Regions from separate parts of the Homo sapiens genome. Here region 1 is linked to region 2. A link is a loop called in an ENCODE intact Hi-C map of the cell type or tissue named here. Cell type or tissue: mammary epithelial cell. All regions are shown on one strand. Each heading gives the region's core, and the rest is flanking DNA. Links, peaks and the distances in the headings are about the cores only.

Evidence for each region. A loop is a pair of places that touch in the nucleus more often than their neighbours do. Peaks named below come from ENCODE experiments on the same cell type or tissue, not always from the same donor. Only the 100,000 strongest peaks of a DNase experiment are listed, where the experiment ranks them.
Region 1: it touches region 2 in a loop (2.1-fold over the local background); 4 of 110 quality-filtered maps call a loop at or near these places.

The regions. Positions count from the first base shown.
Region 1 is chr10:27,984,442-28,000,588 of GRCh38, forward strand. ODAD2 (outer dynein arm docking complex subunit 2) reads right to left here and starts at 14,638. Exons shown (of 20, transcript NM_018076.5): 1 at 14,553-14,638; 2 at 10,478-10,739; 3 at 2,945-3,102; 4 at 578-770. The coding sequence starts at 10,701. It overlaps LOC112268060 (a long non-coding RNA gene), which reads left to right. Exons shown (of 3, transcript XR_002957065.1): 2 at 9,868-9,951; 3 at 10,627-10,710. RefSeq lists an enhancer at 10,043-11,242. In mammary epithelial cell, for the core only: no CTCF peak of the experiment used is centred there; no DNase peak of the experiment used is centred there; H3K27me3 peaks cover 541 bases.
Region 2 is chr10:28,116,652-28,132,798 of GRCh38, forward strand. MPP7 (MAGUK p55 scaffold protein 7) reads right to left here. Exons shown (of 17, transcript NM_001318170.2): 6 at 14,909-15,040; 7 at 8,359-8,440; 8 at 7,380-7,465; 9 at 3,943-4,017; 10 at 3,543-3,739; 11 at 3,000-3,064. Among named protein-coding and RNA genes, the nearest start is that of SNORD130, 51 kb to the left of the region's middle. RefSeq lists an enhancer at 2,544-3,743. In mammary epithelial cell, for the core only: no CTCF peak of the experiment used is centred there; a DNase peak (open chromatin) is centred at 7,610.

The DNA of each region.
Region 1 (16,147 bases), core at 7,442-12,441, 130 kb before region 2:
AACACATCAAGTAATTAGTGATTTATGTTTAATGCAACATTAAACGTACTCCATTAAATATTCACTTTATTTCATGCTGATAATATTCTAACACTAAAAATATTAGAAAATGAACATGCTTTGGACTATACAAACTCTACATGATATCTGCATTATAATTTAATAATTTGTGTAATAGTCTTGAGAGCATTTGAAAATAACAAGACCACCTAATGTCTTCAGAATTGCATGAAACCCCACCAGAATGTTTTCGTGATGTCACCTGCAATTTTTAATTTTTAGAACTGGAATAAATGAATCCCAGGAAAATTGTTTGTTCCAATAAAATGTAAAGTTAAATCCATAGCAATAACTTCCATACTTTACTTTTCTTGTGTCTTTTTTTCTAAAACTCTGAAAGCAACTTTGTAACTAATTTTTAAAGGTTCCTTTTTAATTTTTTAATTTTAATTGTAATATTTTATTATTTATTTAACTATCTATTTTGAGACAGAGTCTTGCTCTGTCACCCAGGCTGGAGTTCAGTGGTGCAATCTTGGCTCAATACAATAGAGGTTCCTTTTTGAAAAAGACTCACAATGAAATATGTTTTAGAGAATGATTGAGGAGGTGCAGATCCAATTGCTTAAGCAGCATAGCAATCTTCATCTTAATTTCACTTTCAGGATCATCATCTCTGGTAATTTTGCCAAGAATATTTAATGCAATTGAGTTTTCTTTCATTGTATTATAATCAGAGCCCAGGATTTTTACTATGGGGTCTCTGTTAGCTGCCAAAAAAAAAAAAAAGGAGACAAATAAAAATTATCCACTTGTCTTCTAGTACAACAAACATTAAGACTAATAAATCCTTCAAAGTCCATTCAGACGTGTTTCTTTCATTAAGCTTTTTCTAAACGACCCAATTAGAATTCATCTCTACGTCTGAGATTCCATTGCTTTTAGGAACTTTCTTCTACTTCACGAGATGCTCTAGTTTGTATTGTAACATCATCTATATATCTCCCTAATAGCACAAAGACCAAGACAGTCATTCATTCTTTCTTTTTTAATTGGCCGTGGGGCATTGTTCAGAATGCACATTCAATTAATACATTCAGAATTTATTTGAAGATGGAGAAATAGTGATCTTCTTAGAAGAATCATCACTAGAACTATATGTGCATGTGTGTATGTGTGTGTAGCAGTGCTGGGTATTTATAAAGGCTTTCTTTCCAAAATAGCATGCTTTCCTAAGCCTACAGACCCAGTAGCACTCTTTTGCAAGTATTCAAACAGCTTAATATTTGCAATGCCATATGATCTTAGAGTTGGAAAGCACATCTAGCCATATACATAATATATACATAATTTAATTATATATATATTAAAATTATAGTGAAAAACAAATACCAATTCATTATCAAGGCTGATACAGATGTGAAAGTTGAACCTAGAGATGTTGAAAACAGAATTTGGTTAATGTCAAAAACCAATATGGTTGAAAATGAAGGAGAAAGTGGAAAACCCTTGTTTAGAATGGAGAAATTTGAGAAAGATGAAAATATGTATGCATTGAGATGGGGGTGGAGAGGAAGGCCTATGAGACTAATTCAGAAAGCTTAACTTAAAGGAAATGAAGAAAAGTATAGTGAAGGCATTAACATTCCCATGTGGTCATGGGATATGCCAAGGCCTTAAGGCTGAGAAAAGGACTTCACTGGGGGAGAGGAGAGCAGCGAAAAGGAGACAAAGGAATCAACCATTTATTGAGCATCTCAACTTAACAACCTTATGACTGTCATCACACAGAGATTTACAAAAAGAGCAGGCAGATTCTGAGGAATGGCATAAACCTGACTACCAAATTGCCATGTACCATGCAACTTGGACCTGAAACTAAGGGTTATACCAAAATTCTTGCAGAAATGGCAAAATGTAGCAAAGGATAAGTATTTAGCAAATGGATAAGTATTCAGCTATATAGAAATCTACATATTATGTCTACCAATTGAGTTGAATTGAATGAATAATCCTTCATCTATTAACTACCTCCTTGAATTCAGCTTTACTCTTCAAGACTTGATACCCTCGCCTAATAAGGAGTAATAGGCAAGGCATAAAAAGAGGTTGCCATCCTGAGGTTAGCATCTAAAAAATAAAAGTAAAAAAAAGACCATCTTCCCATCTCACACAGAAATAGGCAGAATTCAAATACCTTGTGCCAGAAACCCATTGGTCACATAATTCCAATAAAGCAGGACGCATACATTATCACCTATGATTAGGTACTTCTACTCATAAGAAACATTTACCACACAATTATAGCAGGCAACCACATTCATTTTTTGCATGTTAGATGATTAGATGATAGTGTGAACATCACATATTTTTAAGAAGAAGAAAAATATTTGCCACAAAGTTGAATGACTGTAACTATTCACAGAAGGCTGTGAAGTCCACAGTGGAATATGGCTGAGAAAAGTGGAAAGGGAGACTATTAAAGGCTGTCTCTGCTAAAGAAAGAGCCTACATTCATTTTAAAGGAAATAGATTGTCATTCAATCTATTCCTTGGCAGTATGCCGAGAGAGAGTGGATTCAGAGGCCAGCCCTTGTCATCTGTCTTCTCTATTGACACTGACCTAACAGGCTACAGCCCCCTGTGCTTTCCAGAAGCTGAGAAGGTTCTCTTTCAAACCACATGCTAAAATCAGAAACCTAGAAACTTACCAGTGGTAAGGTAGCAGGCTTTTCATTTTAAAGCAGAAATTTGATAGGAGCATAATATTGCAGCCAAGGAAAATTAATAACATTTTCATGAAGTTGTACATTTGACTTTTTACCTTGTAGATTGTAGAATCTTTTTCAAGAGACTCTAACAAATGATCCTCCCACCCTTTCCCCACTTTCCCAGCAAGATTGTTTCTAAAAGTTCAAATCACAGACTGGAGCATTAAGATCACCTTCAACACATGCTTGGGCTTCCTTCAACTTCCCAGTTTTGGCAATAAGTAACAAGCGTGACAGCTGCCCAAAGCTCCTAATTTTAATTTGTGGTACAGAGAGAAATAGCAAAGGCTGTCCATTTTTATCAACTTCTTCTGATTTGACTGTTGTTTCACTAAAAAATAAAAATAAAAAATTGAAAGCTTCATGCTACCTAGAGGTCAGTAGAAGTTAAATTTAAGACATTTAGACAGATTATTCCTATATCTCATTATAAAATACAGAAAATATAAATACATCTGGTTAGTAGCTCATCTGTTTTCCCACTTTCTTCCACACTCAAACTCTTAAATCCTCAAACTTACCAGCAAGCCTAGTGACCAATAGGATATAACCAAGGAAGAATTTTTTTTTTTTTTAGCAATTTCTTGAATTCACAATTGAACTCAAATAGTCACAGTTTTTGTTTTTGTTTTCTAAAATGTGTTGATTTCTGGCATCTTTTTAAAAATCATTGGTTCTGCAAAACCCTTCATGCTTTGGGGAGTTCTAATGTTATTTTATTTATAAAATTTTTACACCACAGTAATTAGTGGTTAGGGGTTTTCTTGGCTACACTGTGTTTATGAACAAAAAAACTATGAAAAAAAAAGCAAACTGAAGGCAAACTAGATCCTCTCTGAATTCCTTTCCCACTCTAAACTTCTTTATTTGGTTTGCCTTGGGATAATAGGCAGTTTTTCTAAATGGATTCTTCCTGATCAAAAGTTATTGAGTCTCCTAGCTTTGTGTTTCCATCCATTTTAATGATTTTTTTCAGGTTGGCCTTTAAAAAATATTAAGATGTTTTCATGGAAGTGATATTTCTATAGATTTCTACCACTTACAACATTAACTAAACTGTCTAGGTTTTGTATTACAGGAGGCTATATCTGATGAAACTCCTGACACCTTAACACCTGATCTAGCTTTTTTTTTTTTTTTTTTGAGACAGAGTATCCCTCTGTCACCGGGATTGGAGTGCAGTGGCGTGATCTCGGGTCACTGCAACCTCTGCCTCCGGAGCTCAAGCAATCCTCCCACCTCAGCCCCCAAGTAGCTGGGACTAGAGGCACATGCCACCATGCCTCGCTAATTTTTGTATTTTTAGTAGACAACGGGGTTACACTATGTTGGCCAGGCTGGTCTTGAATTCCTGAGCTCAAGGGATCCACACACCTCGACCTCCCAAAGTACTGGGATTACAGGCGTGAGCTACCACACCTGGCCTGATCTAACATATTTTGAATTGCAATGTAGATACATAGATGTAAAATGTTGCTAGTTCATCAGAAAAAGTAAATCTGACCAACCGAGATTACTTATTACTGACGATCTCACTAGAATAAAAATAAGAGGATAGGAACTAGGGGAAACAGAATAATGTTCACATCTGAATCCCCAAAACCTATGAACATGTCACCTTACATGGCAAAAGGGACTTTGCATAGAAATTAAGTCAAGGATCCTGAGATGGGGAGACTATTCTGGGTATTTGGAGGAAGCCAAACATAATCACCAGGGTTCTTATAAGAGGAAGACAGGAGGGACAGAGGCAGCGACAGGGATATGCTGATGGAAGCAGCGGTCAGAGTGATGTGGAGCCATGAGCCATGAGTCATGAGTCAAGGAACATAGGGGCCTCTAGAAGCTGGAAAAGCAAAGAATAAATTCTCCTTAAGCCTCCGGAAGGAATGCAACCCTGCCGATACCTTGATTTTAGCCCTGCAGGTTCATTTTAGACTTCTGACCTCTAGAACTGTAAGATAATACATTTGTGTGTGTTAAGCCATTAGGTTTGGGGCAATGTGTTACAGCAGCAAAAGAGGGCTCACAGAGGGACTTTATGAGTCCGATTCTGCTGGGTGCAGATAGGGACTGCCCCTATCACCAGCACTTCAGATAGGAACTGCACATAGAAGACATTTAGTAAACATCTGGGGAATAAATGAATGAATAAAATATTTCTAGACTTGCCAATGACATGCATTGTTCACAAAATGTATATTTTCTCTAAAATTAAGCTTCTGGAATAATGCCCTTAGGACTTAAGAGATTTTTTAAAGGCCTGTTACCTAAAGGTTACTCACATCAAGGGCTGGCCACCACACGAAGTGGATGGTGAGAGGACTAAGTAACAGGCTGACCAAATACCAAAGATACCAAGCTACTTAACTAGAGAGAGTGAAACTCCTGGTGAGAAGCCAAAGGGCACAGGTGACATTTTTCATTGCTCCTACCAGTTGAAGCCTGTAACTTAACAGAGAAGTCAGAAATAAAATGCCAGCTACCTTAACCAGGCATGGTGGCACGTGCTTTGGTCCCAGCTACTTGGGAGGCTGAGGTGGGAGGATCACTTGAGCCCGGGAGGCGGGAGGATGCAGTGAGCCAACATCACACCACTGCACTCCAACCTGAGTGACAGAGTGAGACCCCCTCTCAAAAAATAAAATAAAAATAGATTTGAAAAATAAAAAACGCCAGCTATGGACAAGATTTTGAAGAGGAAGTTTCAGTTTTCAGGCTCACAGTTTCTAACACCTGAAGAATGAGCTCTTGGAAAGAAAAATGCTGCACTCACCTTGGGAAGATCAGGAAGAATGAGCTATCAAAAACTCCAGTGACCTGATGGAGAAACTTTTAAACCAGAATCGTGGAAGGGAGCTAAAAATTCTGTTTATACTCTAAAGCAAGAAAGCAGAAAAGTGTCTTTTTTCTTTAATCCTCAGTATCGAGTTTAGTGTCCTTTTTTTTTTAAGAGACAAGATCTTGCTCTGTCACCCAGGCTGGAGTGCAGTGGCACAATCATAGCTCTCTGCAGCCTCGAACTCCTGGGCTCAAGGGATTCTTCTCCCTCAGCTTCCCAAGCAGATGGGACTACAGCCGCACGCCACCACACCTGGCTGCTTATTTATTCGTTGGTCTGTTTATTTATTTATTATTTATTTTTTAGAGACAGGGTCTTGCTATGTTGCCCATGCTGGCCTTGAACTCCTGGGTTCGAGTGATCCTTCCATCTCCACCTTCCAAAGTGCTGGGATTACTGGCATGGGCCACTGCACCCGGCCCCATTTAGTGTCTTACTACTTAATAAATGTATGTCTAAATAGTAACATAGAAAATAAGGCTATAGCTAAGAAACTAGCAGTCCTCAGGGACAAAAAATAAATAGCTCAGTAACAAAACTTATGGCCACTGACCCTACTACTGTGACTTAGAAATTTTACCAAAATGCAATAATTATTGTCTCATAAAACAATATTATTTTATAGGTTGAGTGTAACCTTAGAGATCATGTAAATTCAGCCTTTCATGATATCGATCACAAAGCTAAGGTCCAGAAAGGTATAAATTGTGTGTGAATTGTGCATTCTTGAGGGGAAGACAGCCATTGCTCTGGTGACCTGACTTCCTGTCCCAACTCCTACCAGAATATATTTTTATCTCGATGCATATATATCACTGAGATGCAGTGGAGTGAGATTTAAAAATAAAATATGGCAATATTATAGCACATTTGATTCAAAATCATACTGTAGTTCTACCAGAGAAGGAAAAAAAATCAGGTAATAACATTTTCACCATGTGATTCTGAGCGCTTATCCAATTTATAAATTTCCCAAGCTACATTAGAAAGAATCAAAGTGCCTTGGTTCTATGTACCACAGATGGTATTGCCATTGAGTGGTGTCATTTGTTCTTAGTTTACAGCAAATTTAAGTTTCATTCTGAGGTGTTTTAGGAAGACTATTAATTTCATCCTGTCTGATAAGAACAAAAGCAATTGCAAATGATAATACAAAGAGACCTATGATTTCCATGAAATGAAAGTAGAGCTATTTGACCCCCAGCCCCCACCCCAAAATTAAACGTGGAAAGATGATGACAAATGTTATAACATGATGAAAACACTGGGAATCATTCTAAGGAAAAGACCATCACGTAACATGAACAGGGCTATGCCCATCTATTCAATTAATAACGATCTGCACAAAAGGACAGAAGGCAGTTGATGAAACATAAAACCTTTCCAGTGTGTGACTAAAGTATCAGTTTCAGTATCAGATTCTCATTAGCCTAATCAGAAAAAGGATGATCAAACTTCTATTGACTGTTGCCCACAGTGCATTTGGAATGTGCAACATCAAATGAGAACTAAAGCCACAAATATAAATATATTGCCATCAATGTCCACAGAGACCAACAAAAAAGGGGTAGCTTATCTACTTCGGCAGAATTTCAGCGTAGATAAAACTTAACTTGTTTTGGAACAAGAGGCCTGAGAGGTCTACCCACAAGGAGAGGCATCCTCCTTTACTTTAAAGTATCCAAGGACATTCCTATTTGGTAGAAACACATCCAGAGACTCCAAGCTCAAATCCTCCAGGATAATCTTGGCCTTACACATGGATGCCCAGACCTGAGTCCTGTCTGGAAGGAAAGTAGCTTCCCCACTTTCAATAAATGTATAATAGTGTACTAACAGCAGAGAAGCCAGAAGAGTGTGCTTGGTCCAAAGGGCAATGAATGAGGTCATGGGGACTGTTTTGATAATAAATTCTTTGGGTAATTGAGAATATCTCTGGTTGACATCACTTGTTCTCATAGCAAACACTGAGTGGCTATGGGTTACTGAACTTTCTTTGGTTTGGGGAGTAGACCAAGGGGCACGGTCAAGACCTGGATGTTAAAGCATCTGGTACTTTCCATTATGACCAAAATCTCAGCTGTACACTTTGCCTTCTTCAAGGCACTCTTGGTTTTCATCAGCGCCAGGCAAGCATGGTTTCCTTCAAATACAACAGCAATACCTCTCTCTACCCTTCCAACATCAAAGATATCAATAACGGTCAGACACAAAAAGAATGGATTGAGAAATTAGCCCAAGGAAAAGTTGTATAGTAAATATGACAGAAGTATAAAAATCAAGGGGTAATTGTTTCAAAATGTCAAAATGCCCTTCTCAGGAGGGAACACTGTGCATAAAGACTGCATGCAGAGCTGGGCACAGCAGCTCAGGTCTGAAATACCAGCAATTCAGGGGGCCAAGGTAGAAGGATCTCTTGAGGCCAAAAGTACAAGACCAGTCAGAGCAACATGGTGAGATCCTGTCTCTACAAAAAAATAGAAAAATTGACCAGGCATAGTAGTATGTGCCTATAGTCCTAGCTGCTTGAGGGGCTGAGGTGGGAGGATCCATGGAGCCCAGGAGTTTGAGCTGCAGTGAGCTATGATCACTCCACTGCAGTCCAGCCTGGGCAACAGAGCCAGACCCTGTCTTAAATAAATACATAAATAACTGTGTGCTGAGATATAAGAATGGAAATAAGGCAAAAAGAATCTGGACAAGAATAGGGGGAAATAGTGATAGATTTGAGAGGTGTGTGTCACAGCCCACCTAACTAGGGGTCAGATGTGATCACGTTTGTGCTTGGAGCACAAAATTTGTACAAAGGCAAAACAATCATGATATTCTTTTCTGTCATCTGCTTTAAATGCATTTTTATAAAAAAATATTAATTTTTTTTGAGATGGAGTTTCTCTGTCACCCAGGCTGGAGTTCTGTGGTGCAATCTCGGCTCACTGCAACCTCCACCTCCCAGATTCAAGCAATTCTCCTGCCTCAGCCTCCCTAGTAGCTGAGATTACAGAACGTGCCACCATGCCCGGCTAATTTCTGTATTTTCAGTAGAGACAGGATTTCACCATGTTGGCCAGGCTGGTCTTGAACTCCTGATCTCTGGTGATCTGCCCACCTCGGCCTTTCAAAACGTTGGGATTACAGGTGTGAGCCACCATGATCAGCCAAGTAGTTAATATGTTTTTAATTTGTTTTACGTAGGAGATCATATTTCAAAGCTTAGGAAAAAAGCTGAACAATACAGAAATGACAACTTCTGGAGAAAGTTACCACTGGCACAGTTAGAAATAAAATGCACCATTAGAAAAATAAGATTTCAGGCCGGGCGTGGTGGTTCACACCTGTAATTCTAACACTTTGGGAGGCTGAGGCAGGCGGGTTGCCTGAGCTCAGGAGTTCAAGACCAGCCTGGGCAACATGGGGAAACCCCGTCTCTACTAAAATACAAAAAATTAGCCAGGCGTGGTGGCGGATGCCTATATTCCGAGCTACTTAGGAGGCTGAGGCAGGAGAATTGCTTGAACCAGAGAGGTGGAACTTGCAGTGAACCAAGATTACACCACTGCACTCCAGCCTGGGCAAAAGAGCGAGACTCTGTCTCCAGAAAAAAAAATAAATAAATAAATATGACTTCAAACAACTCAGAGAGAAGGCTGACCAATAGAAGAATTAAAGAGCTTTTGAAATACAGTTTAAGAATGGTTTTGCTGCAGTTCTAAAAATGAAATTCTGACTTTATTCTCACAAATAATCCCAAAGGGAGAAAAGGGAAAAGGCATCTACAGGAAGCTTTGGCTAGCTAGGGAACTGTTTTTATATGATCAGACTTTAAAAGTTCATATCCAGAACAAAGAAGAACAAGGTGGTAGAAAATAGAATGCCTAAGGTGCAAAATAAACTGAGGCTGGCAAATATATATATATATATGTGTGTGTGTGTGTGTGTGTGTGTGTGTGTGTGTATTTGTTAGCTTACTTATTGTATAATTATAATGCTTAATGAACTAATACATTCTTATACAATTATATTTAATTTGTTCACATAATTTATGCGTATGTGTGTGTATATATATATTTTAGCCATGTTTGAATGAGATAGATTGAGAGTTCACTGTTTGAGACAGAAGTAAATTTTTTTTCATCTCAGATTTGAAAGGCTCTAATCTGAGGACACCAGTAATTCTTAAGAATTCTCTCCCTTATATTGGGCAAAATCAAAATTCATCATTCATCACCCCTCCCCGCCGCCTCCTGCTTCTAGCCCAGGAATTGATCAATTTAAATACCAGAAGAGATTTCATCTACATCAGAGGTCACGAAACCAATGGCTCCTGGCATCTGGCAGGTAATACGGAAGTACCCCATACATTTATAGAAATAAAATTCAGAAGAATATGGATGACCTGGTGTGGTGGCTCATGCCTGTAACCCTAGCATTGTAGAAGGCTGAGGCAGGAGGATCACTTGAGGCCAGGAATTTGAGACCACCCTGGGCAACATAGTGAGACCTCATCTGTAAAAAGTATATATATGTGTATATATATCTCCACATATGGGTGGAAAGGCCAGGCATAAAGCAGCAATGGATGTTGGCAGTGTAGTGACCTGGATAACGGATGCCCTGTTAAAAGAAATTTACCCACAAAAATTAAAATTTTGTTTAATTTGAAAAATTTAAAACTTAGAAAGATACTGTGTTGGCCAAGCTGAATATCCTCAGACTTCACCTGTGTGTCTCTGGTTTTCATTCCCTGGTTTAGAGGGCTTCTGAGGTTCAGAGAGGTTAGGTGACTTGCCCCCAAACCTAGAACCAATTGATAATACTATGTACAACGAAGATATCAAATCCTAGAAGCAAGTAACTGGCTTACCTGACAACATAACCTGATTCAAATGCTGAGGGCGCCAAACTTGTGTTCCATTCAAGTGGTTCCACAAAAACAAATTTTGCCTCTTGAGGATGTTTATAGATAAAACTCTCCACAAACACAATAATTTCTTTCAATATCGCTTCATTTAGAGGGGTGATTTCGAGGATTCCAGTTCCATGTCCGGCAGCAGTCCACTGCGTCAATTTCCTCAGAGCCACACCCATGGGATCCACCGTGCTCAGACCTGAGCTTAGCACACGCACTACATCAGAGCAGAAAGAGAAAGAGACAACAGCGTCCACCTTTTCCTTGGAACATTTTTCATTCTCAAGACTTTAAACTAGTACTCCCCATCCCACATTCTGCTTATTAATCTTGGAAGATTCTTTTAACATTATCTAATTGCTCTTCAGTTCAATGAAGTAGTAAACCAGCACTAGATAAAACTGACTAGTATTTAAGAAATTTCCGGTATTTGCCCTGAAATTAATAACTTCTTTCTAATTTCCCTAGGGCCTAAGAGAGAGGATTCAAACAGATAGGCATAAAACCCAAATAGAAAACTCCAAGAGTGGAAAAAAAAGGAAGTGGAAGAGGTTTATATTAAGGGCTTTTGTTCACAGCTCTGTTGGGAGCCAGCAGTTTCAGGGACAAACATTCCTTTCAGCCAGGACACACATTGTTTAGAATTACACTATTAAACTGAATACTGTTATCCCGACTTTCTTACAGTGACAATATCTGCATCATCACAATGATGACTGAAGAACATGATTCTGGTAGCTCTGGTTTCCCCAAGTGCATTCTGAGTTAAAAAAGAAATAGAATAAGAACAGTATTGTGAAATATAATTTTTTTTCTAAAAATTGATACAGGACACATTGATCCTATTACCAGAATATCTGGACAATCCAAATACTATTTTCCCTGCCTGTATATCCTGCCCAGATGACATTTTACTGTAATTCACAACCTTCTTAAGAGTTAATGTGAGAGATGTAGGAATAAGTGAGACTCTTTCAGCCTTTTTATCTAAATTAGTTATCAGAAGAGTCTAGCAGTAAAATTTAAAACCAATTCAAGTGAGACAAATTTCACATTGGCTAAATAGAAATTAGTCTGTAAAAGAAGATCTTTTAAAAAGTAACAAAATCTGTAACGTTAAATAAGAGCCAAGTTAGAAAGCACGTTCTGACTTCATAATGAACATTTAATGCTTTTTTGGCAGATAATCTATACTTGTTTCTTTTCTCTTTTGTATAGCACTTATTGATAAAATCTTTCTTCCAGAATATTAGAAGAATGGTTATACGGTTAAATATAGAATAAAATTGGCTTTTTACTCCCATCATTATTAAAAAGGCTTAAAGTACAAAGATTAGACTTGGAGATTTTACATTCTGTACTGTATTAAATCTTTGAACTATCTATTAAATTCAATCACAGGAGATCACTGGATGGCAACAGGGCAGTACTTCCTGCTGATAAAGAGTATAGAAATATTATAGAGATGTCTAGTTATCAACATGATAGGAAAGGGGGCATTATCGGCCTTTAGTGTTGAGGACCGACAATGTAAAATATCCTGTGCAGGATAGTACCTCAGAAGGAAGAATTCTGCTGTAACCTCCAGGCATCTAGTAAGTGAAAAACTTCAGATAAGCACTACCTGAGCCTAGAATTTTTCTGCACTTTGCAAAAATTGCAGAGTATTTTGTCACAGTTTTATTACACCCTGAATTTTCCAGAATTGTAGCTACCATAAACGAAAAGAAGGTTGTACATATTTTGTTTTACATGGAATTTTACCAAGAGCTCAGCATTTTGGAAAATGACACCATTGATGGCAATGTTATTTGAGAAATTTAAGTTGCAATGGCACATCTGTATCAGTCTGCATTTGGGGCTGCTGTGTTCACAGTCATTCTGTGTAAGGCTGGACATCTGACTACTTCCCTATATATTCTAGTGTAGTGGTACTTGAGCGTTTACATGCCAATCTTTTCTTACAATTATTTTCTTTCATTTTACAGTTAGCACACTATCAATATTTAAAACTATATTAAATATGTAAGATTATAATCTATGATATTGATTTCAGGATAGCAAAGCAGCCTTACAACATATATGCTATAAAAACCAAGTACTGGATCAGATAGGGTGGAGAACAACTGATCCAGACATATATACCAAAGTGGTCATGAAATAAAGTGCAGAAATTAGTGCACAAATTTGTTCTGGGTGTTTGTTTTAGTATTCTAGCATTTTGTTTCTATTGCTAACCGATGAGAAATGCTTTAGATTTAAACACATAAACATGTTCTGATGTGTATGTGTGAGACTCTTGAATTTCCCATTGTTGTGTAAAATAAGTGCAAATCAGTGTAAAATAGTGTGAAATAAGTGCAAATAGCTTTATCTTATACAGAAAGGCTTAGGTGAAAGTTCTGTCTGTCTTTAATCTTAAGTATAACATTTGTTTTGGTAATCTTATAAAGATTGCTTCTTGCACATTTTTAAAGAAAAAATGCGAAATTAAATAGATTATGTAACGCTATGGTAGTCAACATACCATATAGTAACTTCTTGAAGGACCCTTAACACAGAATTAAGAAATGCAAAATCGTTATTTTCGTCAAGATAAATTTTGACAGAAATGTAACATTTGAATCTATTCAAATTGTATTTCCAAGTCTAGTGAACCGTAGCAATGCACAAGTTTTATTCAAGAAGGTTGGTGAGTTTAAGAAAACCTCAGGGTGGCCTATGACAATCCAGAAGGCAAGATCAATGTTATTAGAAAATAAATAAATAAATAAATGGTGTTCAAAAATGGTCGGCATAACTCAAAACTAAGATTTTAAAATCAAGACCAGTTGCTCCCCGGTTTCTGCCCATTGCCAAGCTCTTTTGGCTTAAGAACCATAGTTAAAATGAATCCATGTAAATACACAGCACACACCTTTGAAGTAAAGAAAGTAAGTTTAAAGATTAAAAGGAAAAAAGTTTTGGTTACGTGTTTACATAAACTGGGATGTTTACATAAACTGGGAATCACTTAGCACTCATTTTTCTCTTTATCCAATAGATACCACAGATTGTTTTTCTTTCTAAAGGTCAATTTCAAGCTTCCAGCATCATTAGTGAAATGAAACCCATTCGGTAATCACATCGTTAACACTTAAACAGAAGCACAACCGAATTCTTTAGGGGGCTACGGAAAGGCAGCCATCAGCTCTGAGATCTATGAAATGTGGTTGGTAACATCCACGGGGAGTCCGCGCATACACTGCTTTCTGAGAATGCAGAAGTTACTCAGTAAGACCGACAGAAAATCGAACTTTTAGACATGACATGAACAGGGCCCTAAGTAAAACCAAAGCTAAGCCTAGTGTGGGATGACGGCCCCCACCAGACTCGTTACAAGAAGGGGGCGTCAGAGCTGAGACCCTAAGTTTCCAGGAATGGATTCGGTAAGGGGACGAGGAGGGAAGGGACGGCGAAAACCACGCTGGGAGCGGGAGGCAGAGCTGCAAAGGGCGGAGGAGAAAGACGGGCTGGGGGAAGGAGAGGCAGGGAAGCGGCGGGAGAAGTGGAGAGCGGATCCGGGAGGTGATGGGGCCGAGGTAGTGCAGAGAGGGGCGCAGGGACTGAGGAGCAGACGGTCCCCAACCTAGGGCCGAGGCAGGGTCTCGCGGGGAGGAAGGAGTGAGATGGGGCTGGGAGAGAGAAGGGAAGGGGGCGGGTCTTGGTCCCCGGGAGGGAAAGGGGAGCAGGCGAGAGCGGCAGCGGCGGGGCCAGAGAGCCGCCTCTGTTTCCCGATCCACGCGGGCGGCTGCAGAACCCCTGCGGGGGTGAGCGTGGAGACCCCCAGCCGCACTCACCTGCAGCACCCTGCCCCCCGCAGTCGGCGCCCGCCTGTTGCTAGGACGCGGGTCAACACTGCGCGCCCTGCGGCCGCGCACGCCGGCGCCCTTGTGGGAGGCCTACAGGGCCCGTGCCCTCCCCCGGGCGCCGCCGCCGCCGCCTTCCGCTCCCAGCCTCACCCGGCCGCGACCGCAGCCCAGTCCGTTACCCTGGTCTCGGGACCTCCGCGCATCCAAGATTCCCGCGGACCCGTTGCACCGTATGCCCGCGCCAGAGACGCTCTGCGCCCGCGCTGGGTTCCACCCGCCCCGGCCACCTGCTGCTTTCCGCTCGGCCCCTCCCGGGAAACACTTTTATTCAACTTTGCATCTCCCTTTCTCAAACACTTTTATGCAACTCCCGAGTGTGCACCCTAACTCACTCCACGCGGTGGGAAAGGTTGACTTTGACAGAGGTCGTGAGCAGTTGCGGGGTCGGCGGCAAGTTAGCAGAAAACTTAAAATGGAGCAGAAAGGAAGCAGAAAATATTCCTTAGAAACCCCTTTTTACATTTTTCCATAGGCTTCCAGACAAGTGCGTTGTATGTACCTGAAATCTTCACTGAGTACCCCCAAATAGCATAGGGCTTCTCCTAGGATATTTGAGGCTTACATGTTTCTCTCCAAAAAAACAAATATGGTAGAATACTCTGATACTCACCGGGAAAGCAGAAAGCGCTCTTCAATAGGGCAGAGGATCGGAGTGAAATGAAAACATGTCCCCCATCTCTTTTTTTAAATGGCCTTTACCTTTGTCCATTAAGATGGTTTTGACCCCACCTCTAGACACCCTACCAGCAAGAGCCCCAACTGGAACACCAGTGAGGGATAAAGGAGTGGGAATATTGAGGTGGGGGGGGATGGGGAAGAATGCACTATCTTGGGGTGGGGGGACACGGTGTTTAAGGACCAATGCCGGAGCACTTAGGATGATGGGGTGTTTAGGAATTAAAACTGGATTCTTTTCCGGATGCCAAAGAGGCAAATGTGGAATGATGTTAGGATATCACCTGTCATAATATTATACGGATTCAGCTCAAAGCAGAACCTTTCTGCAAACACGTAGGGATATGAGGTATAGATATTTGTCCTTTGTTTTGGGTTTTTTGGAGGGTGGGGGACGAAGTCTGGCTCTATCACCCAGGCTGGAGTGCAGTGGCACGATCTCGGCTCACCGCAACCTCTGCCTCCCATCTCGGCTCACCGCAACCTCTGCCTCCCGGGTTCAAGAGATCCTCCCCCCTCAGCTTCCTGAGTAGCTGGGATTACAAGAATGCGCCGCCATGCCCGGCTAATTTTTGTACTTTTAGTAGAGACGAAGTTTCACCATGTTGGCCAGGTGGGTCTTGAACTCCTGACCTCAAGTGATCCACCCACCTCGGCCTCCCAAAGTGCTAGGATTACAGGCATGAGCCACCATGCCTGGCCTGTTTTGGGTTCTTTTCTTCTCTTTTTGAAAGTGCGAAAGTTGTTAGGAATGGAATAGTTTCACCTAAAGGAGATACTACCTGCAGAGAAGCTTAGACTTGCAACCAGTGAGAAAGGGGCTTATGCTAATAGGTATACAGAGAAGCCCTTTTAAAAATGGGTGGATTACAGTCTGAGACAACAGCATCACACCTGTGGCGGTAATGCAGGTCACAACCTGGTGAGGAGCAGAGGGCATCCTTCGGAAGGATCCTGGAGTAGTCCCAGTCCTGGAAGCAAGGAAGCTTCTGTGGGTACTTTAGTTCCTCTGCACATTTTAATCAGCTGTATGACATAA
Region 2 (16,147 bases), core at 4,601-9,600:
TCTTCCAAAAAATAGGGGGAGGAGACAAGTCCTTATATCCAGCTACTTAAGACTTAGAAATATTTTAGGTTTAAGAGGTCATGTTTTAGTTTTCAGGAATTTTTTAAGAGGTAAATTATTTTTTTGTTTGAAAAGCCTTTTTATTCTTCTGGGTTTGTATTAGATACACAAAGATTCTTTAGGGGAGGACATAACCAAGCAACAAAGATGAATATGACTTGCACTTATGAATTTTGCATAAGGAGGCTAGTTTCAAAGCCTAAAGAGGTTGTTATTATCATGGCTCCTGATTTTACTTACCTTGGAGCCAAGAACTAGAGCTCTAGCACAAATATAAGTGCAAAAATGCAAAGACAGTAAGATTGGGATGTGCCCTTCCTTATTTATTTCTATGTTGATATTAACTGAAACCCTATAGTTCCAGAACCATCTTCCATGAACTTTTCCCCCATGCAAACTCAAGTTATGGTGATACACTACAAATGAAATAAAAAGCAAAATAAAGATTTAGAAAAGAGTAATACGAGCAATCACTTTGTATAAAAAGTTAACTGGCTAATTTCGTAAATGGTATTATGTGACTAAATTCATTATTTCAAATCCTATATTTGCAATTTCCTCCTAGATGTTAAGTACACTTGTAAAAATTAGTGGATAAAGTTTTTATCACTGTATTTTTAAAATAAATTTATAAACATTGACATGATAGAATTATTCTTCCTTTATAAATTTTAATTGAATCAGAAACTTTTTTTACAACCCTATTCTATTAATATTCAAAATCATAAAAACAAAAGATTTTATACCAACTTGCTGTTTTTCTTCATGGCATTTTCCTATAATTCAACAAAGGGCATGATAACGTAAGTTTCCTATTCCAAAACCCTAAGTACCAAATATTGAAATCCAGAAAGTAGTGGATCAGATGGCCTTTACAAGTTTTAGTTTGGTAAAGAATCATCATCAAAACATAGGTTAAAGTGTTTTTAAATGCCATTTAAAATGTTCAGAATCAATACAATGATTTATGCATAACTTTTAACTTTATGTGAGACAATATTCAAGGAAATTTCAAGTAGAATTTCAATTCTTTGAGAATAAAGACATTAGCTGCCTATTTGTCACAGAAATATATTGTCTCTCTGAACAAGTCCATATCTGTTATATGTTTATGATTTAATAAGGATAATTTTGACCAGATTTATTTGAAAATAAATAACATATATAAAAACAAACAATGCATCTCTCAGTGAATCAAACTCTAGTTTAATAAGAGAGACAGAGAGAGAGGAGAAAGAAAGAGAGGAGGACCAGCAAACATTTCTGAATGGTATTCAAGAGGCAGAAAAAGCAAAAACAAAAACAAAAAAAAACAAAATTAGTCAAATGAGGACATTTCAGTAAAGATAAATGCTAGAATAAATATTTATCAGATCCAAATATTGAAGTATTAACATAAAAAAGAAATCATGCAAATCAACATACAAAAGGACTCCGTTACAATTAATACTTCTACATACACACACAAACAAACACACATACCCCCACACACACCTCACCTTCCTATGCATCTATATAGAAACCAGTTTGAAAGAGCTATTAAAAAGCAAAATATCCCTTTTGTATAGTTCTTTTAAAGAAATACATATACACTTATCAAAAATTTTCAATCAATGAAAATTTATAATAATATCAAACTGTACATTTCTAAGTTGCCTAGGACTGAAAAAGAGTTGAGTATGGATCCAGATTCGAGTATAATTACATTTATTTCATCTTTAAGTGACACATTATCTTATCCCACATATGCCAAATATATTAGAAATGTGTAAGCCTCCTATTTAAAAATCCCTTTGAGAGCCAGTCAGGCAAGGAGCCTCAAAGCTCCTTTCTGTTAGTGAGTTGGCCAGTGAAAAGTCATCACGCTTAAGAACAGTGCAATATTCTCACGAAAGCTTTAAGTTTTCTGATGTCAGAAGACTTGTAGCATTCTGTGACAAGGGTTTTTTTCCTTGTGCCTAGACTTAATGTAGCAAGGACAAGCAGGCTTTTGAATGAGTGCTCCACTTTAAGCATTTGCCTGCTTGTGAGATTTATACTCGACTACAGTTTGGCTCCCTTCTAATGTGATTCCTGGGCTATATGCTTCTGCAAACTGACAGAAATCACAGGAGATGTGAAAAATGCAACAATACTAAAAACAGATGTTGGTGTAAAATTCCAGGGCCATTTATTTGGTCATTTCGCTGTTTAATGTACAGTTTCTATGCTAAAAACAAAGGGTTGGTTTTTTCCTCTTAAAATACCTAGAACCATGAAACATCTAGGCGAGGTGGAACAGGGAATTTATGGGATGCAGACTTGAAGAGCTGGGTGGTGGGAAATAAAGAAAAGCTGACAGAAGATTAGGCTGAAAGAGAAAAAAAAGTATTTAAATGCACACTAAGTTTTTCAGTAGTCATACGGTAGCCATCCTTTGTCTTTCTCTCATTTTCTTTTAATCTAGTCTGGTAATAACTCCAAAGGGATAGGCTAAAGGTCAGAAGTATTATGATCTGGGGATAAGAAAGGAATTAAGAACAATTGGTCTTGAGCACAATTGCTTTTGTACCCAAGAAAATGGTAGATTTTTTTTCTCCCTAATCTTTACCAAGAAATACCTAACCCAAACTTCCTGGCTTTGAAGAAGGAAGAGCTGTATTTTAGGTGACATTTAATAAAATAACTATATTTGGAAATCAAAGACAGTAGTAGTAGTAGTCACTTTCTTAAAGAGTGAGTCATGGATTTATTATTAACAACCTCAACCACCCCTTTCCTCAAAAGATTCATGTTAATATTCCAAATATGAATCTCATATTTGTTTGTTCCTGAGAACTGATGATCCCAAAGTTATTGCTAGGGTAATAGGACCCTTTGTTCTGCCATGAGCACCTGCTTTAATAGTCAAAAATAAACATCAGGGTTTGGTTTCTCTGCATTCTTATTAACAAACTTACATGATTTCCTGTTGGAAACTTTCAGGGGCTGAACCAATATTTCTGGTCGTCTCAAAGCCAATCTCCTGGGAGAAAGAAGGTCAACATACCTATCAATTTTCAGCACAGGTCCGAGGTGAATACAATATCAAAATATTTAGTCTTAAGAAAAAACTTAAAGGTTAGAGAAAAAAATGAATGTAATGCAATAGATTCAAATTAAGAAACAAATCGCCCACTTTCAAATTTTTGTAAATTATCTTCCCTCCCTCCAAAACCACTGGTCTTTTTTTTTTCCACCTTTCATATCAACATGGTTTCAAGATATTAATGTGCTATTTTCCATTTGCTTCATAACAAAAATCTAATATGACCCAGTACTGTCATATTATTTTTGGTCATTCATCATACTTAGTTAGACAAAACAGAAATCCAAACCCACAGGATAAAAAATTCTAAGGCAAGGTTTTATAGCATATTTTATCACATCAATGCCAGAATGATATTTTGCAGAGAACAAAAGGTCAGCTGGAGAAAAGCCATTATTATGTACCAGCAGCTCACCTTTCCTGGAAATGCTTTGAGGGGATCAAGCCTGCCCTGGGGTTGGCATCAGCTTCGTGTTTCGCTTGCCACCAAGTTGCATCATCTTGGCTCATAATCTGAAGAATATCTCCCTTTTTGAAAGAAAGCCCAGCTTCCTTACATGGAATTGCCTTATCCTCATTAGGATTATAGTCAAAGAGGGCTTTGATAAACATCTGGAAGAAAAGTTTCATTAAAGATGAATAAAGATAAAAAATAAATGTGAAATGGCCTATATTCTCCTAACTCCGACTCCAAACATAGTAATTTTAAAACTGGAATATTGAAAGAAATGTGTTGTGACAAAGTGGATATGTGTTGGATGGAAAAACATGACTTCCCTCCCACGCACGAAGAAATGTTTTTAAGCAATAATTACCTTGCCTTCTTTTGATGGTGTCTCCTCTTTGCTGCCGGGTATAATCTTAAATGTAATTGCTCCCTGAGACTGAGCCTGGTAACAGATAAAACAAGGAGTTATAAGAAAACCAGACCCAAGGAAGAATAAGGTAAAATAGGTAGAAAGTGAAATGCATCTGAAAATTTACAAGCTTGGGGCTTCTACTCTTAGATAGACTAAACGGAGGAAACTATTTTTGTAGAAATTCCTGTAATGTGAGAAAGAAAGCTCTGAAGTTTGTAGAATAAGTTAAAAAACATTAACTCCTAAATCCACTTTTACTTCCTGTGTACTTTTAAGCTGTCAAGTAAATACATTCCCATCCAAGTTTCTTCGAAATAGAAACACACAAAATATGCACAACACCTTAAATAAACACAGTATTCAATGACTAGAACAGATAATGTATAAAGGTCTGGGTGCAGTGGCTCGTGTCTGTAATTCCAGTGTTTTGGGAGGCAAGGTGGCAGGATCACCCAAGCCCAGGAGTTCAAGACCAGCAATATAGCAAAACCCCTGTCTCTACAAAAAAAATTTTAAAAATTAGCCAAGCGTGGTGATGAAGCTAAGGCCTCTTGAGCCCAGGAGTTCAAGGCTGCGGTGAGCTGTGATCGCACCACTGCACTCCAGCCTAGGTGACAGAGCAAGAAGCTTTTTTTTTTTTTTTTAAAGAATAATGTACAAGGTTCATACAGTTACATTTAAGTATCAGCATCCATGTTTTGGGGGACAAAACACCTATAATGTCAGTAGTGCAGTTACAAATACATGATTCAATTAGTGGCAATGCCCATCAGAAAAAAAAAATAAAGAACATTCATATCTATTGTATTCTGGTGAGCGAGTAAAATATCCAACGTAATAGATTAATTGAAAGATGAAAAGACTGAGTATCTATTCTAACTTCATTAAAATAAGTACCAGCACCCACAAGTTTTTGTTATCTCAGATAGGATTTCTCTTTAAATATAGTCTCATGTCATTCTCTGTCTCTCTCTTTTTACCATGTATTGTAGCCATATTTAATTATTTATGCCATTATTTCATAAGATATGTTACTCCTGCTAATTTGTAAGCTCCATAAAAGCACTAAATACTTGGCACATTTGAAAGATATGAAAGGAAGGGGGGTAGGGCAAGACATATCTCTGAGTCTCACTATCTGTGGTGCACTGGTAAACCAGGACTCCATTTATTTAAAAAAAAAAAAAGGCTCTGATGTGTACTGTCTGTCAATTTCCATGGTATAAATACTTTCACTATAGTCAATTTCAATTCACCAGCATGAAGTTGCTGAAAGCTGAGTTGGGAAATGGTGCATCACACAGTCAGCTCTGGGCCGAGCCTTAAGAAGGCAGCTCTAGTGCAACACAGCAAGTTAAGTAAAATGGGATTCTGATAGTTTAAATAATAGAATTTTATAAAGGGTTGATTTATTTCAAAATGGTAATATCATTGCTATTGCTTATTGTAGAAGGCGCTCACAAATCTTATAAAGAATTCTCATACTGTAATACTGAATTACATTGGTAGAGAGAAAACAAAAGTCTTTTCTATAATCTCCTCTTATTTTTCTAGTTTGTGTCTGTGTGTTTTTTTTTAAATGGATCTATGGTCCTTACAACAGTGTCATTTAATAAGGACTCAATTGTTATTACTATTACTGCTGAGCCATATAGGTCTATCTCTCGTGATTGCCTCACAATAATCTAGCATATGGATGAATGATTATTTGATCAACGCAACTTTCTTGGTAGTTTCCGAATATTTTTGAAAAATTTTGTTTATACACATTTACCAAATTATTGCTTGAGGATTAATTTCCAACTAAAGGGTATGCACATTTAAAATTTTGATAGTTTCAGATCTCAAAAAGTTCTACTAATAATTTATCCCATCCCCAAATCATATAAATATACCTATTTTCCTATACCCTGACCAACTCTAGGCATTATCAAGCTTTCCAATCTCATATCCTGAAAATGCTTTGAGGGGATCAAGCCTGCCCTGGGCTTGGCATCACCTTCGTGTCTCCAGACATCTATGTTTTCTTTTGTAAAGTATTTGTCCATATGCACTGCTGATTTTTCTGTAAATGTTTTTCTTATTGATTTTTATCATCTCTATATATTTTGAAACATTAGCCTTTTATTATATATACTGAAAATATTTTTCATACAATCTCATTTGTCTTTGATGTTTCTTTATGGCACCTTTTTTCTATAAAGAAAGTTTTGAATTCTAGTAGACACATCTGTTATTTTTCTATTTGACTTTCATATCAAGGTTAAAAAGTCTTTTTCTACCTTATAATTATAGAAATTGTATATTACCTTTTATTGTGCAATTTTTGTTTTTTTTGCACTTATTTAATTTGTTGGGAATTTATTTTTATGTATTGTGTAAAACAAGGATTGACCTTATTTTTTCTGCGCCATTAACCTGATACCATCTATGAAATGTTCCACTGTTTTCCCACTGATTTAAAATGCCACCTTAACCATATACTAAATTTTCATATATACAGAGATCTGTTTTTGAGACACACTCAAACCTCTTCTAGTTGGTATAGGTTTCCAGTATGTTTTCACATATAAAAGAGAGTTTCCCTTCCTTTTATCTTACAAATGAACTTTAGAATTAATATTTCCAAGGCATAAAATAATTTTATTCAAGTGTCAGATTTCAAAAGACATCTAAATTAGTTTGACTAATTTGTATTGCTATGATCTATAGCATGGAATGTGACTGTGTCAATGGGAGGAAGACAAAGATAAATGCATCACCAGCCACAGTGTAGATGCCATCTGCTAAGTATAGACTTGGGACAGGGACAGGTACTAAATTCTTTTTTTTTTTTTTTTTTTTTTTTGAGACAAAGTCTTGCTATGACGCCCAGGCTGGAGTGCAGTGGTGTGATCTCGACTCACTGCAACCTCCATCTCCTGGGTTCAAGCGATTCTCCTGCCTCAGCCTCCCAAGTAGCTAGGACTACAGGTGACTGCCACCACGTGCAGCTAATTTTGTTTTGTATTTTTAGTAGAGACGGGTTTCACCATGTTGGCCAGGCTGGTCTTAAGCTCCTGACCTCAGGTGATCCACCTGTCTCAGCCTCCCAAAGTGCTGGGATTACAGATATAAGCCACCACACTCGGCCCTAAAACTCTTTATATATACTATCTCATTTAATCCTCAAAACACTCCAGATGGATAGTTACCTCTTATTCTCATTTTGCAAATGAAAACACTGAGGCATGAATAGATTAAGATATTTTCCAAGAACACACAGGGATTAAGTGTTCGAACCCTGCACTGCTTAATACAAATCCTGTCTATGTCAAACCAAGTCTAAAAGTCTGAAATACAGTGATTCGATTTTATTTTTATTGTACCTTTAAAAGAAATTTACAGCTTACCAAAATCTGTATTATTTCCTCAGGCCTTTTATCCTCCACTGGTATCCCGTTGACTTCCCTAAGTTCATCACCAACATGAATAAGACCTGAGAAATAGGAGATTTGGTAAATTAGCAGTGTTACCCACAACCAAAACTGTAATTTGCAGCTGTTTCCATAAGTAAAGCATTGTTAGGTTCCCTTAATACACTTAACGAATGGAAAGGAGACCTTCACACATCTCAGGTTTCAGCCTCTATGCCTCTCCATAGCAGTGACTCAAAAACCACAACATAGTAATGCTGGCCAAGAAATGGTAACAGGAGCTTGGTCTTTGTCTAGAAATGCACATTACTGATATCTTATACTAATATACTAATAAAATAATTTTTATTTATCTTAAAGGCTGCATGCTCTTAGCAGTACTTTTCAATTGAGAAATACAGAAGAAACAAGATTTTTTTTTTTTTTTTTTTTTTTTTTTGAGACGGAGTCTCGCTCTGTCACCCAGGCTGGAGTGCAGTGGCACAATCTCGGCTCACCGCAACCTCCGCCTCCCAGGTTCACACCATTCTCCTGCCTCAGCCTTGCAAGTAGCTGATACTACAGGTGCCCGCCACCACACTTGACTAATTTTTTTTTTTTTTGTATTTTTAGTAGAGACAGGGTTTCACCGTGTTAGCCAGGATGGTATTGATCTCCTGACCTCGTGATCCACCCGCCTTGGCCTCCAAAAGTGCTGGGATTACAGGCGTGAGCCACCACGCCCGGCCCACAAGTTTTAAGATAGCTTTGGATGCTTGTGTACAAGAAGACCATAGAGTAATGTTTATCTATCATTTATTTAAATAGGCTCTCACATTTCAACACAGAGAAAAATATCTTATTACTTGTTCTGCTGTATTAGATCCAAAGATGGTTATCCTCTTAGTTATCTACTGGAAATGCTACACACGAAACACGTGATTAGTCTGTACTTGGTTAACATTTAAAGTCTCACCACTTCTATCTGCAGCTCCTCCTCTCATGATTCTGGCCACAATGATCGCCCCGGTCTGTTCATCCTTCTTAATGGTAGCTCCCTTTTAAGACAAAAACAAAAAGCATTTGTGGGTAAATGTGTGTACTAGGTGTTAGAAAAGGAGGAAATAAGGACATTCATCTGAAAAAAGAGAAAACAACTACAAAAACGAAAAAAAAGAAATGAGGCAGGAAAAATAGACATCATGCCATTTGTCTTAGAATGTCTATTCTCATGACTAAATAGAGGAAATTCTATCTACATAGCATCAAAGGGTTTCAGCCCAATTTAAGGATTTTTGAAATCTTCAACCTCTTCAAAACTGTGTAAAATAAACATACCTTCTTTCCATTATAAAAATACCTTGTATTTCAATGCTGTTTGGTTTTTATCCTTTTAAAGCAATTCTTCATTCATTTCATCCTTATAGTACCGCATCAAGAAAGTGGAATAGTGACAATTACACTAATAGACAAAAGATTCTATATGTTAAAAAACTAAAACCCAGATCATTTGACTTTTAGTTAGTTCAGTGATCCTTCTATCACCCTCAGTTATCATAGTAAAAAAATAAAAATTTAAAAATTAAAAAAAACTTGGGCGATAATTATAAAGAAAAAGAAAAAAGTTAAAACCCAGAAATTAGTTATATTTGTTGCCTAAGTCTAAGACAAATGATTAGAAGAAAGAGCTCTTACTCCATGGTTTTAGTGAACTAGGATTGTAACTAGTACAAATAGAACTAAGTATTGGCATAAGATTAGGAAACAGTCTCAAAAAGAAGCCAAAAATTCTTCACTTACAGATACTCAGAAGCAAATTAACTGCTGCCTTGTAAGAACAACAGGCACAAGTGGTTACTTTGAAAGCCTTTCCATGACTTTCCTTTTAAGAATCTGGCATTGGTTTTGCAAAGCCATCCAACATTGCATAATACTGCTAAAAAGGTATGCTTTTCAGTGGCAGCAGAATTCATCCAAAAGAAGTGAAATTTTTCTCCAGTTTGTCAATAAACACATTTATATCATTAAAGAACAGATATGTAAACAAAGTAAAAGTCCATCTGTAATAAGTATCCTTTATCTATAACTATCAGATACATAGCCAATAATAGTAAAAAAGTCAAAGAATTAAGTGACAGGCATTTTACGGCATTTTTCATCACCTGTGCATGTATTCAAGGCCAGAGACTTGAATGAGCATCACTTCATGGTCATAAAGCTTAGACTCACCAACTACTAGTATTTTCTGCTTTTATTTCAATTTCTAACTTGTTTCCAAAATGACTGGAAATGTAATATTCTCAATATAACTAATTAGTTTGATTAAATCAACTTTCATTTTCCTTAATGACATGTCTCAAATTTTCCCACCAAATATGCCCAACGGCAGAAAAGCCTAGTAATCTAAGTTTACTTATCCATAGTTTCTGGATGATAAACTGAATATTAAATGGTCGTAATTTGTCTAAGATCAGATAACTAGTATATGGAAAAATCAGGACTTGTTTAAGGTAATCTGACCAGAGACACAATCATTCATCTCAATCATCATCCAATACTGCTTAACCTCTATCTTCCCATAACCTTTCGTTCATAAGTTCATTCTGTCTATGAGTTCATTACTCTTGGGGGAGATTGTCTCTAAAAGGGGGATCACCAATTCCTTCCCTCCTTGTATGTGCATGCCATATTCCCACATTAAGTGGTAAAAATGGTTTTGAGGCTTCAAAGGCTATAAGAAGATCTGTAGCTGCCACTTGGGCCTCTTGAAACACTTGCTCTATGCGAATCTCACTGCCATGTAAGAAATCATGACCACTGCTATGCTCTGAGGAATCCCAAGCTAGCCAAGTAAAGGTAACAATTAGAGAAAGAGACACTTGGCCAGCCCCCAACCTTCCAGCTCCAAGCCCAGGTAACAGTTGTGTAAATGAAGGAGCCCTCAGTTCACTCCAGCCACCACCATCTGACTGTATGTATGAGGAACTCCAAGTGAGAACCTCCCAGCTGAGCTCATCAACCCCCAAAATAATATTGTTTTCGCCACAACATACAGCCGTGGTTTGCAACATAGAATTAGTTAAGTGGAACCAATCTCTCTCTGTACTATGGACTGTACAGTTTTTCAGTATAGGGCTATCTAACCTGTTTGTTATACTTAATGCTAGTTCCTTTGACTTATTCTGTATTCAATGAAGTTGACCAATGTTTATTGAGAACTTACTCTGTGCAAGGCACCGTTCTAAGGGCTTATAATAAACTGATGAAAAAGAAAAAAATGTCTGCTTTCTCATCCCAATGGGGGAGACAAGACAATAAACAAGAGATGGAATAATTACATACATTATACAGTATGTTAGAGAGTTAGTCTGTTTTCATACTGCTAATAAAGACATGCCTGAGACTGGGCAATTTATGAAAGGAAGGTTTAATGGACTTATAGTTCCATGTGGCTGGGGAGGCCTCGCAATCATGGTGGAAGGCAAGGAGGAGCAAATCACATTTTACATGGATGGCAGCAGGCAAACAGAGAGCTTGTGCAGGGAAACTCCCGTTTTTAAAACCATCAGATCTCGTGAGACTTATTCACTATCACAAGAACAGCATGGGAAAGACCTGACCCGTGATTCAATTATCTCCCACCAGGTCCCTCCCACGACACGTGGTTATTATGGGAGCTACAAGATGAGGTTTGGGTGAGGACACAGAGCCGAACCCTATCAGGTGGTAAACACTGTGGGGGTGTGAGGGGATGTAGGGCAGGAAATAGAAGACCAGGATGCCAGGGCAGGCGGAGGAAAGACAATGTGAAGACACAGGACTCACTGAGAAGATGATGTCTGAGTGAATAAAGACTGGACGGAGGTGAAGAAGTTAGCCAATGGGAAGGAACAGAAGACACAGCCAGTGCAAAGGTGCCAAGGGGAAGGCTGTGAATAAAATGCTCAAGAGCGAGCAAGGCAGCCTGTGTGGCTGGAGCCCAGTAGCAGAGGAGCGGCAAGAGGAGATGAGGTAAAGGCAGAAGGGAGTCAGCTTATGTGCTTTATGAGTCACTGTGAGGACACTGGGCTTTACTCTGAATGAAAGAGGGAACATGCAAGGTTGTGAACAGCAGGAGGGGCACAACCTAGGAGGACCACTCCACCCACTGTGCTAAGAGTGAAGGATGGCAAGGGCTAAAGCAATGAAATTAATGAGAGGTTAATCCCTTGTCTGAAATGCTTAGACCAGAAGTGTTTCAGATTCCAGATTTTCTTTTCAGATTTGGGCACATTTGCATTCTTATTGGTTGAGCATCCCAAATCCAAGAATATGAAATCTAAGAGTCTCCAATGACCATTTCCTTGGAGCTCATGTCTGCACTCAAAATGTTTCAGATTTTGGCACATTTTGGATTTCAGATCTTCAGATTTGGGATGCTCACTCTGCACAGTAATTCAAGGGAAAGATGATGGTGGCATGGATCTGACTGGCAGGAGTAGAGGTGATGAAAGGGGATCTGGCTATATTATTGGTGGAGTCTAAAGGATTTCCCAACAGATTGCCTATGGAATGCAAAAGAAAGAGAGGGATTAAAGATAGGCTCAACTTCTTTTGGCTGAGCAGCTGGAAGGATGGAATTGCCATCAACTAAAAGGGGTTAAGACAAGGGTGGAACAGATTTGGGGACAAAGATCAGCAGTTTATTTTTGGATATGTGAAAATTGAGATGTCTATTAGACCTCCAAATGGAGATAACAAATAGACAGATGGATATACGAATTTAAAGATTAGAAGAAAAGACTGGAAGAGAAATAACCCTGGGAGTCTCTGGCACATAGACGCTTTTTAAAGCCATGGGCAGAATAAAATCACTTTTGGAATGTATAGATAATGCAAAGCACTCCAACGCATAAGGGTCTCATTATAGACAGAGATAAGTGCCCTGATAGAATCTTCTTGCTATCCCCTGATTCTACTTTGCTTGGAGGGTAAACTACAGACTTGAAGAATAATCTCTCACTTTCTACATGATACTACCACTTGAATCAATCTTCACTTTGAACCCTTCATTCTTGAAGACTTCTATTTCCATATTGTTTTCCAAACCTCTCTTACCACAATTGTTTGATGTATTCCCAGTGCAATATATTTCCATGAAAATAAGATCAAATCTCAAAAACACAGAGCACATTACACGTGATACTGTACAAAAGTCATCAATCCTATAGCATAGTCTGCCAACACAAAATAAATTAAAATTGGATCTAATATTTTAAAAATTACTTATTTTCCTACATAATTATTTTGAATTTATTCTATGTGATTTTGTTTTAAAAACAGAGTATGGAGAATTTCAAGTTAGATTGAAAAAATAAATTCTGGTCAGATTTTTCTTAATTATTAATTCTGTAAAATGGTTTATAAAAGGGGACTGCTTACTGGGTTATCATGATTTCCTTAAACAAAAAATTTATCTCCTATAGAATTGCTTGAATCCAGGAAGCGGAGGTTGCAGTGAGCCGAGATCACGCCACTGCACTCCAGCCTGGGCAACAGAGTGAGACTCCGTCTCAAAAAAAAAAAAAAAATTTACTTTATTTATTTCCTATAAACTGCCGTATTGCAAGGTCTCCTCAAGTAGGTGGCACAGTGAATTTCAGATTGAGCCTTTGAAACAAGTGTTTTTGAAGTGTGATCTACCAAAAACTTGCACCAAGAACATCTGAGACGCTTTTTAAAATCAAGATTCCCAGGCACCAAAAAAACCCTCCTGATATAAATCCCTTGGGATTCAGCTCAGAAATCTGCATTGTAAGTAAGCATCTCAGGTCATTCTTCCAATACCAAAATCTGAGAACCACTGTTCTCAAGGAAGCAAGAGGACAGCCGATGCAAGTAACACTGAGAATTTAGGATCGAAATCTACTCACCAACAAACAGAATTTCATTTTCAAGGGATCTTGCCCCTTAAGTAATTACCCTTTTTCCTATCCATTATCTAATACCCACATAACCTGTGTTCACAGCCTGTTCTCTGAGGTAACCATTCTCTCCTTGAGCAGATGCAACCTAGCTTTTATAAGTATTAACTAGAATATAAATTCTAATATCTTTTAAATATTAGATGGAATATATTCTAATATCTTTTAAATATTAGATAGAATATATTCTAATATTTACATAATGTTTGCATAATGCTTCAGAACTCATAAACCATTCCAAACACATTATATCTTAGCTGATGTTCAAAAACACTTGCAAAGAGGTACATTTCCTGATTTTCTGATAAGGAACCTGAGGCTGAGATGGTGAGTGGTTTGCTCTATAGGATACAGGGCAAAGTGACAGGATCCCAACTCCCACTTAGGTCATCCAGTGCAAGCTCAGTGTTCATGTCACCACATTATGGATCCCAATAAACAAAATTGCATTTTTAGATAACACTGGTAACCTATCCCTTGGTTGCCAAACGTTACAGCCTTTCCTCATGAATCACTTGCCAAGCATTTCCTGACCATCCACTTGCTAGAATTTTATTTCAGCTTAGCTTCCAGCACTTTGCCTACTTCTGATTCTCACGACTGGGGCTCATTCTCCTAAAGATATCTTTGACTCTTAATCTTCTCTCTGTGTGTTTTTCATTGCGCTTTGACAGTCTTGTGGCTTCTCCAACAATTCCCCGAACTAACAAATGTCATTTGACTGATGTTAAATAACAAATTTGTTGAAAGTATTTTCTATTCTTCTGGGTAGTGTATTTTTTAAACTTTAAATTTGTTCACACAATAATCTTACTTTACCTTAACAATAATTGCGAAGATAATACACTAATTATATATTTGAATGAGAAAAATTTCAAGACAAGTAATTCTATTCATTTGATTTCATATTCCAATATTTAAAATGACATTTTAAATCTTAATACTTTATTTAAGGAATAGCTAACAAATAATTTTGGAAATTTCTTCATTGCCATTAGAGGTTCTATTTTTCTATATTAAGCTTTTTTTATTTTTAAAAATAGAGCTACTTGGACATAAAATAAAATTAAATTAAACAAATTTAAGTTCCACGCCTCCTGACCAAATAAGATCTTCAAAAGATGTTTAACAAAGAAATTAGATGTTTACTTCACTGAGACTTCTCAAAAGTTTTGTTGGACCTGCTGTAAATTAGTTTAAATTTAAAAAGCAATTGAATTAAGTATATAAAATAACTTAAAGTTGCGTTCCCATAGACAATAGCAATTTTTTTAAGTTGTACCATGTAATCTCAAATCAACCATGCTTGGTACATGTTACGCCTTCTTTCATAAATGTCAACAGGTTACATTTTCAAAATCATTGCTATTTAAATGTAGCCAATAAAATGTCTATTAACCTTCACTTTCATTTTTCAAAAGCATGTTCTTTAGACATCAATGTTCCATTTCTTTTAAAGTTTAAGAACATAGAGGAAGTATATTTTAAAGAGTTATACATGGTATGCACCATCAGATTTGGCCCTATCATGGTATCTACTCATATCTGAGCACCAAAACTCACCAGTGGTTCTCTATTTTTGACCAGACGGATTATTTTTACTGAGTCTTCCTCATCGTCAATATCTTCAGGCATAGGAGGCAACACTGGGTCGTAATTCTTCTGAGCCACAGTATCATGTACAGAGAGCAAAGCCTGTAATATTCAAAGGTTGATTTAAATAAGTAAATATACATACTTATATATTATATGTAATATATATAAAATTTCAAACACATCAAACTATAAGGAAAATCAAAACAGTGTTACGGTTTTGACATAGTAGTGGTAATAAGACAATTACTTGAATAGGTTCCTCTTACAAATGGAATGGGAAACAGTGCTTGTCCAGAGAGCAGATAGCAGCTCTACTTAGCAGCCACCTCTGTCCCCAGTGTCACTGATGTATGTAAAGAATCAACAAATAATCTCCTCTAAGTTGTACATTCTCTGGTTTATCCTTAAAAAGGTAGCAATTTGGGGCAAGAGTGCGGGGGATGTTACTTTTGGGGGAAGGGAGAACATGAGGGCTAAAGATGCAATGTCAAATAGAGTCTGAGAATATTCTATATTTTGTTCTTTCCTACTATTTTTTCTCCTATTAGCAGAAAATACAATGATGATCAATATGACAGATTCTTTTGTCTTTTTCCTCACTTTAATTGTGTGTGTAATTGGTGACTACTATGTGTATAAAAGAATGTAATTCTACACCAAAGATGAAAAGAACACCAGAACTTTGACATGTCACAATTCACTATTTTAGATGAGTGAGTTTTGGACTTTCAACAAACTTGACCCCTAATAAGCAACACCACTATTCATAAATTACTCAAGCCATCCTTGAATCCTCTCCTCTTACTGACATTCTCAATAACCAATATATATTCTATTTTTTAAAAACTTTTTTTTAGACACAAGGTCTTGCTCTGTTACGCTGGCTGGAGTTCAGCGGTGGGATCATAGCTCACTACAACCTCAACGCCTAGGCTCAAGCGATCCTAATTCCTCAGCCTCCTGAGTAGCCAGGATTACAAATGCATGCCCCAATGCCCAGCTATTTTTTTTATTTTTATTTTTTTAAGACAGAGTCTCGCTCTGTCGCCCAGGCTGTAGTGCAGTGGTGCAATCTTGGCTTACCGCAACCTCCACCTCCCAGGTTCAAGCAATTCTCGGCCTCAGCCTCCCAAGTAGCTGGGATTACAGGCGCCCGCCACCACGCCTGGCTAGTTTTTTGTATTTTCAGTAGAGATGGGGTTTCAC